2 separate regions of the Homo sapiens genome follow, and region 2 is linked to region 1. A link is an interaction called in ENCODE POLR2A ChIA-PET data of the cell type or tissue named here. Cell type or tissue: GM12878. All regions are shown on one strand. Links, peaks and the distances in the headings refer to the core of each region. The heading gives the core; the rest is flanking DNA.

Region 1 (2,925 bases), core at 265-2,764:
TCGTCTCATAAACATTTTCCTATCAAAAATTCCTTTTAAATTTCATTTTTGGTGGCTGCATAGTACTCCTTCATTGGATGTATAATTCATAAATTCCTTCAGATGTCTGTGCATGTATGTGTATTCTTCTACTCTTGGACATTGTATCAATATAACAGTCTTTTTCATCAATAGAACAAATCCTTGTTCTCTTTTTCTTTGCCATTATTGAATACGTTCTAATTTTTTTTTTTCTAAATCTGTTCTGTGTAGAATTAATGGAACATACCTTGATATTACTCAGTAACAGATTTGCCTTATGGACATAGGATATAGTTTCCTTCCATTTCTGTTTATAGGTGCACTGATATCAACCCTGAGGCAGCAGCTTGTACCCTAGAGACAGCACGCTGTAACAAAGTTCACATTCAACCAGTTATTACAGATTTGGTAAGATAATCTTTGTCCAGTAATAATTTTCTTTTCAAATAAAGTTAAGATGCTTTAGGTCAAAGAAACTTTGGTAAGTAATTAACTTTTGACCCACTAAGCAGTATACCATGTACAAAGTAAATTCTTTGTTGATGTAATCCACCTTTTCCACAATTCAGGCCTCTTTCAGTCAGAAGTGATAGTGAACCCAGTTCAAACTGGCTTAAATTTAAAAAATTAGTCCGGGTACAAAGGCTCACGCCTTTAATCCCAGTACTCTGGGATGCTGAGGTGGGATGATTGCTTGAGCCCAGGAGTTCAAGACCAGCTTGTACAATATAGTGAGAACTCGTCTCTACAAAAAATAAAAATTAAAAAAATAGCTGGACATGGTTGTGCGCACCTGTCGTGCCAGCTACTTGGGAGGCTGAGATGCGAGGATCACTTGACCCTGGGAGGTTGAGGCTGCCTTGAGCCATGATCGTGCCACTGCACTCCAGCCTGTGGAACAGAACAAAGCCCTGTCTCAAAAAAAAAAAAAAAAAAAAAAAATTGATGGCTTCAGCACAGCTACTTCCAGGAACTCTAAGAATGCTATAGACATCTTTTTCTTATCTCTGAACTTCTCTCTGGTGGCTCTATTCCTAGGCAGTCTTCCCTTCATGGTAACAAGATGTTTGCATATCTGTATCTTATTTCTGAACACCTTCCCAAGGAAAGAGGCCCTTTCTATTCAGTTACTCTAGAAGAGGCCCCAGAATGAGTGTTATCTGGATCAACTTGGGTTATGTGCCTATCTCTCAACCTTTTGCTGTGGCCAAAGGAGATTTGAATGTGGAGATGATTGGCTTCAAAATGCCTCATAGTTCCATCCCAGGAGCTGGATTGGGATAAACCCTACTCAGGCCACTTAGATTGAGAATGATGGGAGGTAGAGCTTCCCTAACAAAAGTCAAGGAAATTAAATCAGAAGAAAGGGGCAGTGGGTCCTCAGTAGGTAAAAACAACAAATGACAACTGCACAACCATTGTTTTAAGAAGTTAACAGCACACATTTTCAAGTGGCAGTTTTAAATTTGTAGGTTTTTAATTTATATATGTCAAATACCTTTTTATAGGCAAAAATAATAATAGCATGCACCAGGTAGACATATGAAAGGCAAAATACTTCTGTGCTCCTTAACTTGCACTTTTCTTACAATGACGAGGGTAGGTAGCTTTCCGGTTTTTTTTTTTTTTTTTTTTTTTTAAATAAATGATTTTGTAGCTTAGAAGGAATTAAGCCAAAGAGATAAGAAATTATTTTCATATTATTAGAAGTTGTTACTGCTAATAAAAGCTAGAATATCAAGAAAGGTACTCCAGTGATTTACATGAGATCAACGTGGTGATTTTTTTTTTTATTTAAAAAATTTCTTTCTTTCTTTTTTTTTTTGAGACACAGTCTCACTCTGTCGCCCAGGCTGGAGTGTAGTGGCGCAATCTTGGCTCACTGCAGACTCCGCCTTCTGGGTTCAAGCAATTATCCTGCCTCAGCCTCCCCAGTAGCTGGGATTACAGGCACCCACCACTGTGCCCGACTAGTTTTTGTATTTTTAGTAGAGACTGGGTTTCATCATGTTGGCCATGGGTTGGCGAGGCTGGTCTCGAACTCCTGAGCTCGGATGATCCGCCCGCCTCGGCCTCCTAAAGTGCTGGGATTACAGGCATGAGCCAGTGTGCCTGGCCTAAAAATTTCTTTAATGTTTCCATAATTAGTATAAGTAAGTGTTTTTGATAGAATGGTGAAACACCAGAGATAGAAGAGACTATAGAACAGTATCCAGTAAATAATGGTAGGTATCTGTACAGATATCGGAAAAATTGTGAAAATGTTAGCATATATAGTTGTAAACTTATATCCAAGTCTATACAGATTATACAGAATTAGAGTTTGCTTTCTTATTTCATTTTCTAAAAGTGAACCCAGAATATAAATATATGTGCTGTTGAGGAGTATAGGCTTTTTAATATTCATTCTGATAGTTTAATTTCCTTATTTTTATTTAATTGCATGTATTATTTTTCTGAATGAAAACATAAAAATACTTCATTTCTGTCTACAAGCGTAGCCCGTAACACATTATTTTCCCAAAAACATGGGAGATTATTTTTAAAGATTAATTTGTCAGTTATTTAATTCAGAGTTTAATGTAAAATTCTTACTGTTGTTGAATACATTTAGGTCAAAGGCTTGCTACCAAGATTGACCGAAAAAGTTGATCTTCTGGTGTTTAATCCCCCCTATGTAGTGACTCCACCTCAAGAGGTAAAACATACAACAAAATTTAATTATTAATATTTTCAATTATTTTGTTTGTAAAATCAAATGAATGTCATCCTATGACATCAGTCAGCTGCTGCTATCACAGACTACTCTGATTTTACTCCTAATTGTCAGTAATTGAGTCCTATTAAAAGACCTAGGAAAGGAACCTTAAATGATGGAAATACAAACTGTGACACATATCTATC
Region 2 (2,925 bases), core at 104-2,603, 180 kb before region 1:
CCGAGTAGCTGGGATTACAGGCATGCGCCACCACACCCGGCTAATTTTGTATTTTTAGTAGAGATGGGGTTTCTCCGTGTTGGTCAGGCTGGTCTCGAACTCCCGACCTCAGGTGATCCACCTGCCTTGGCCTCCCAAAGTGCTGGGATTAACAGGCGTGAACCACCGTGCCTGGCCTTTGAGGCATTATTTTGTAACATTTTGATGTTGCTAAGTTGTAATAATACTACTACCTATTTAAGTTTAAAAGGATATTGACATATTATCTCCTTATAAAGTCATTTTCTGTGATGTCTTGTGGGTTTAAGAATAATGTATAAACAAAATACTAAATTTTTTTTTTTTTTTTTTTTGAGATGGAGTCTGGCTCTGTTGCCCAGGTTGGAGTGCAGTGCCTCGACCTCGGCTCACTGCAACCTCCACCTCCCAGGTTCAAGTGGTTTTCCTGCCTCAACCTCCCAAGTAGCTGGATTACAGGTGCATGCCACCATGTCCAGCTAATTTTTGTATTTTTTTAGTAGAGGCAGGGTTTCACCATGTTGGCCAGGCTGGTCTCGAACTCCTGACCTCATGATCTGCCCACCTTGGCCTCCCAAAGTGCTGAGATTACAGGTGTGAGCCACCGCGCCCAGCGCAAAATACTAATTTTTTTGTGTTCTTCATAATACTCTGAATTATAATAAGCTTATAAGACAGTTTTGAGTGGGGTGGAAATCGTCCTATTCCTCTTCAATAATAGAATTCACACTTTAATGTTAGTATTGAAATATTAAAGTATATTTTTGATAAAATGTGCTTGATAGAGTAAAACCTATCAGTGGAATGGTTTTGGTTTTGCACATTGGCATTCTGATTGTTAATGTGAATTTAGCATAACATAAGTACATGTGCTTTCCCTGAAGATACTCACGTGTTCTATGTTTGCTGTCTCCCTCCACGTACTGCCAGCTTTTCCCATTAAATGCAACCTTGTGAGAACAGAATCTTTGCTTTGTTCTGTGTTGTATTTGCAGTACTGACAGCTGTGGCTGGTATATTGGCACCAAGTACTAGGTAACTGAATGGCTAAGACCAGTTCTCTGCCTTTGGTTCTTCCCAGTACATGGAAGGACCTCCCCTCCCTAAAAGTAGCTCATTCCCTCAGTGATTTCTGCCTCGAGCAGAAGGGTGTGCTGTATGTCCACCACTCCACCCCTTATCCCAGGAGTCACTGCCTTGGTTTATGACTTTATTTTAGAAAGGGATATTTTTGGTATATGGAGAATCAACAGTTTGACCGTAATGTTATTTTCAGGAGATTGCTGATGAGTTTGGTATTCAATTCCTTAGGGCTCTGGTATCAGTTCCTCTTCAGTATTGCATGGCATGGTTTTTAAGAAGGAAACCGAAGGTGATGTAACATCTGTCAAAGATGCAAAAATAGCAGTGTACTCTTGTCCTTTTGATGGCATGATAACAGAAACTAAGGTATGTAGACTTCAAACCTTAAAAGTAATAATTGGGGTTGCACTTTCAGATTGTTTGAGTTAGCTCTTAAACCAGTAAGTACTTCTTAAAAAACTGAACATTGCAGGATCTTACCTATTTTTTTATGCCAGATTTATAGTCTTCAAATATCTAATTCAACTACTGAACATTAAACTGGAAATATAAAGATGGTGGCCGTATTATTTATAATCTGACACACAGCCCTTCTAGTAGAGCTTATACATTCAGCAAGTGAAAGAATATGAGAATGTGAGTATTTTGTGTGCTCTTCACGAAAATAAAGTTGACATTCTGTAGCATCCTAAAACAAGATAAGCTAATGTAATTTGAAAATGGTAAGTATGTTTCTAAAAATACATGTTAGAAAGTTTGAAGTTTGTGTTTATAGTCAATAGTGGCTGACTTCATCTCTAGAATTCTTGAAATCCAAGTTGTTGATAGTTTTAAAATTTTGTAGCATGAGGGGGGTCTGGTCATTTGGTCCATATTTTATTTTATTGTATTTTATTCTTTTTTTTTTTTTTTTTTTTTTTTTTTAGAGTCTTGCTTTGTCACCCAGGCTTGAGTCCAGTGGTACAATCTTGGCTCCCTGCAACCTCCGCCTCCTGGGTTCAAGTGATCTCTGGCTAATTTTTGTATTTTTAATAGAGACAAAGTTTCACCATGTTGGCCAGACTGGTCTCCAACTCCTGACTGCAAGTGATCCACCCGCCTTGGCCTCCCAGAGTGCTAGGATTACAGGCATGAGCCACCGCGCCCGGCCTAGTCCACATTTTAGAAAAAGTTTGAGAACCACAATGTTGTATTGGGAACACTAGTTAGCCTTTGTCAAAAGACAAACACCAGGACACCTACCTACCTGACATATTTAAAATAAAAGCACTTCTCGGCCGGGCACGGTATCTCACGCCTGTAATCCCAGCATAGGCCAAGGCAGGCAAATCACGAGGTCAGGAGTTCAAGACCAGCCTGGCCAACATGGTGAAACCCCGTCTCTACTAAAAATGCAAAAATTAGCTGGGCGTGGTGGCGCTTGCCTGTAATCCCAGCTACTTGGGAGGCTGAGGCAGGAGAATCGCTTGAACCAGGGAGTCAGAGGTTGCGGTGAGCCGAGATCCTGCCTGCACTCCAGCATGGTGACAGAGTGAGACTCTGTCTCAAAATAAATAAATAGATAAAAGTACTTTTCCACCTAAGTACTTATCAAAAGCAGATGCATCTGTTTTGACAGGGGGTTCTAGAAGCAAGCTGAGTTTCTATTTCACACATACAGTATTCTGCTGCTTCATAATATATGCACATATATCTTCATATTTTTTTGCCAAACCTTTATTTCTTCAGTCAACTATTATCTAATGACTTTGAACACCAACGTAGTGAAATGATTTTAAAGGGAATGTTTACTTGTTTTGCCAGGGAACAGTGTTGATAAAGACT

What was found. ChIA-PET counts read pairs that join two places held together with the same protein. Peaks named below come from ENCODE experiments on the same cell type or tissue, not always from the same donor. Only the 100,000 strongest peaks of a DNase experiment are listed, where the experiment ranks them.
Region 2: POLR2A ChIA-PET joins it to region 1 with 7 read pairs; 4 of 35 experiments call an interaction of 5 or more read pairs at or near these places.

Annotation. Positions count from the first base shown.
Region 1 is chr21:28,879,664-28,882,588 of GRCh38, reverse strand. It overlaps HEMK2 (HemK methyltransferase 2, ETF1 glutamine and histone H4 lysine), which reads left to right. Exons shown (of 6, transcript NM_013240.6): 3 at 339-429; 4 at 2,636-2,719. Among named protein-coding and RNA genes, the nearest start is that of HEMK2, 4.2 kb to the left of the region's middle. In GM12878, for the core only: no CTCF peak of the experiment used is centred there; no DNase peak of the experiment used is centred there.
Region 2 is chr21:29,063,510-29,066,434 of GRCh38, reverse strand. It overlaps CCT8 (chaperonin containing TCP1 subunit 8), which reads left to right. Exons shown (of 15, transcript NM_006585.4): 7 at 1,330-1,467; 8 at 2,905-2,925. Among named protein-coding and RNA genes, the nearest start is that of CCT8, 8.7 kb to the left of the region's middle. RefSeq lists enhancers at 1,143-1,252, 1,273-1,502. In GM12878, for the core only: no CTCF peak of the experiment used is centred there; a DNase peak (open chromatin) is centred at 1,394; H3K4me3 peaks cover 301 bases; H3K27ac peaks cover 813 bases.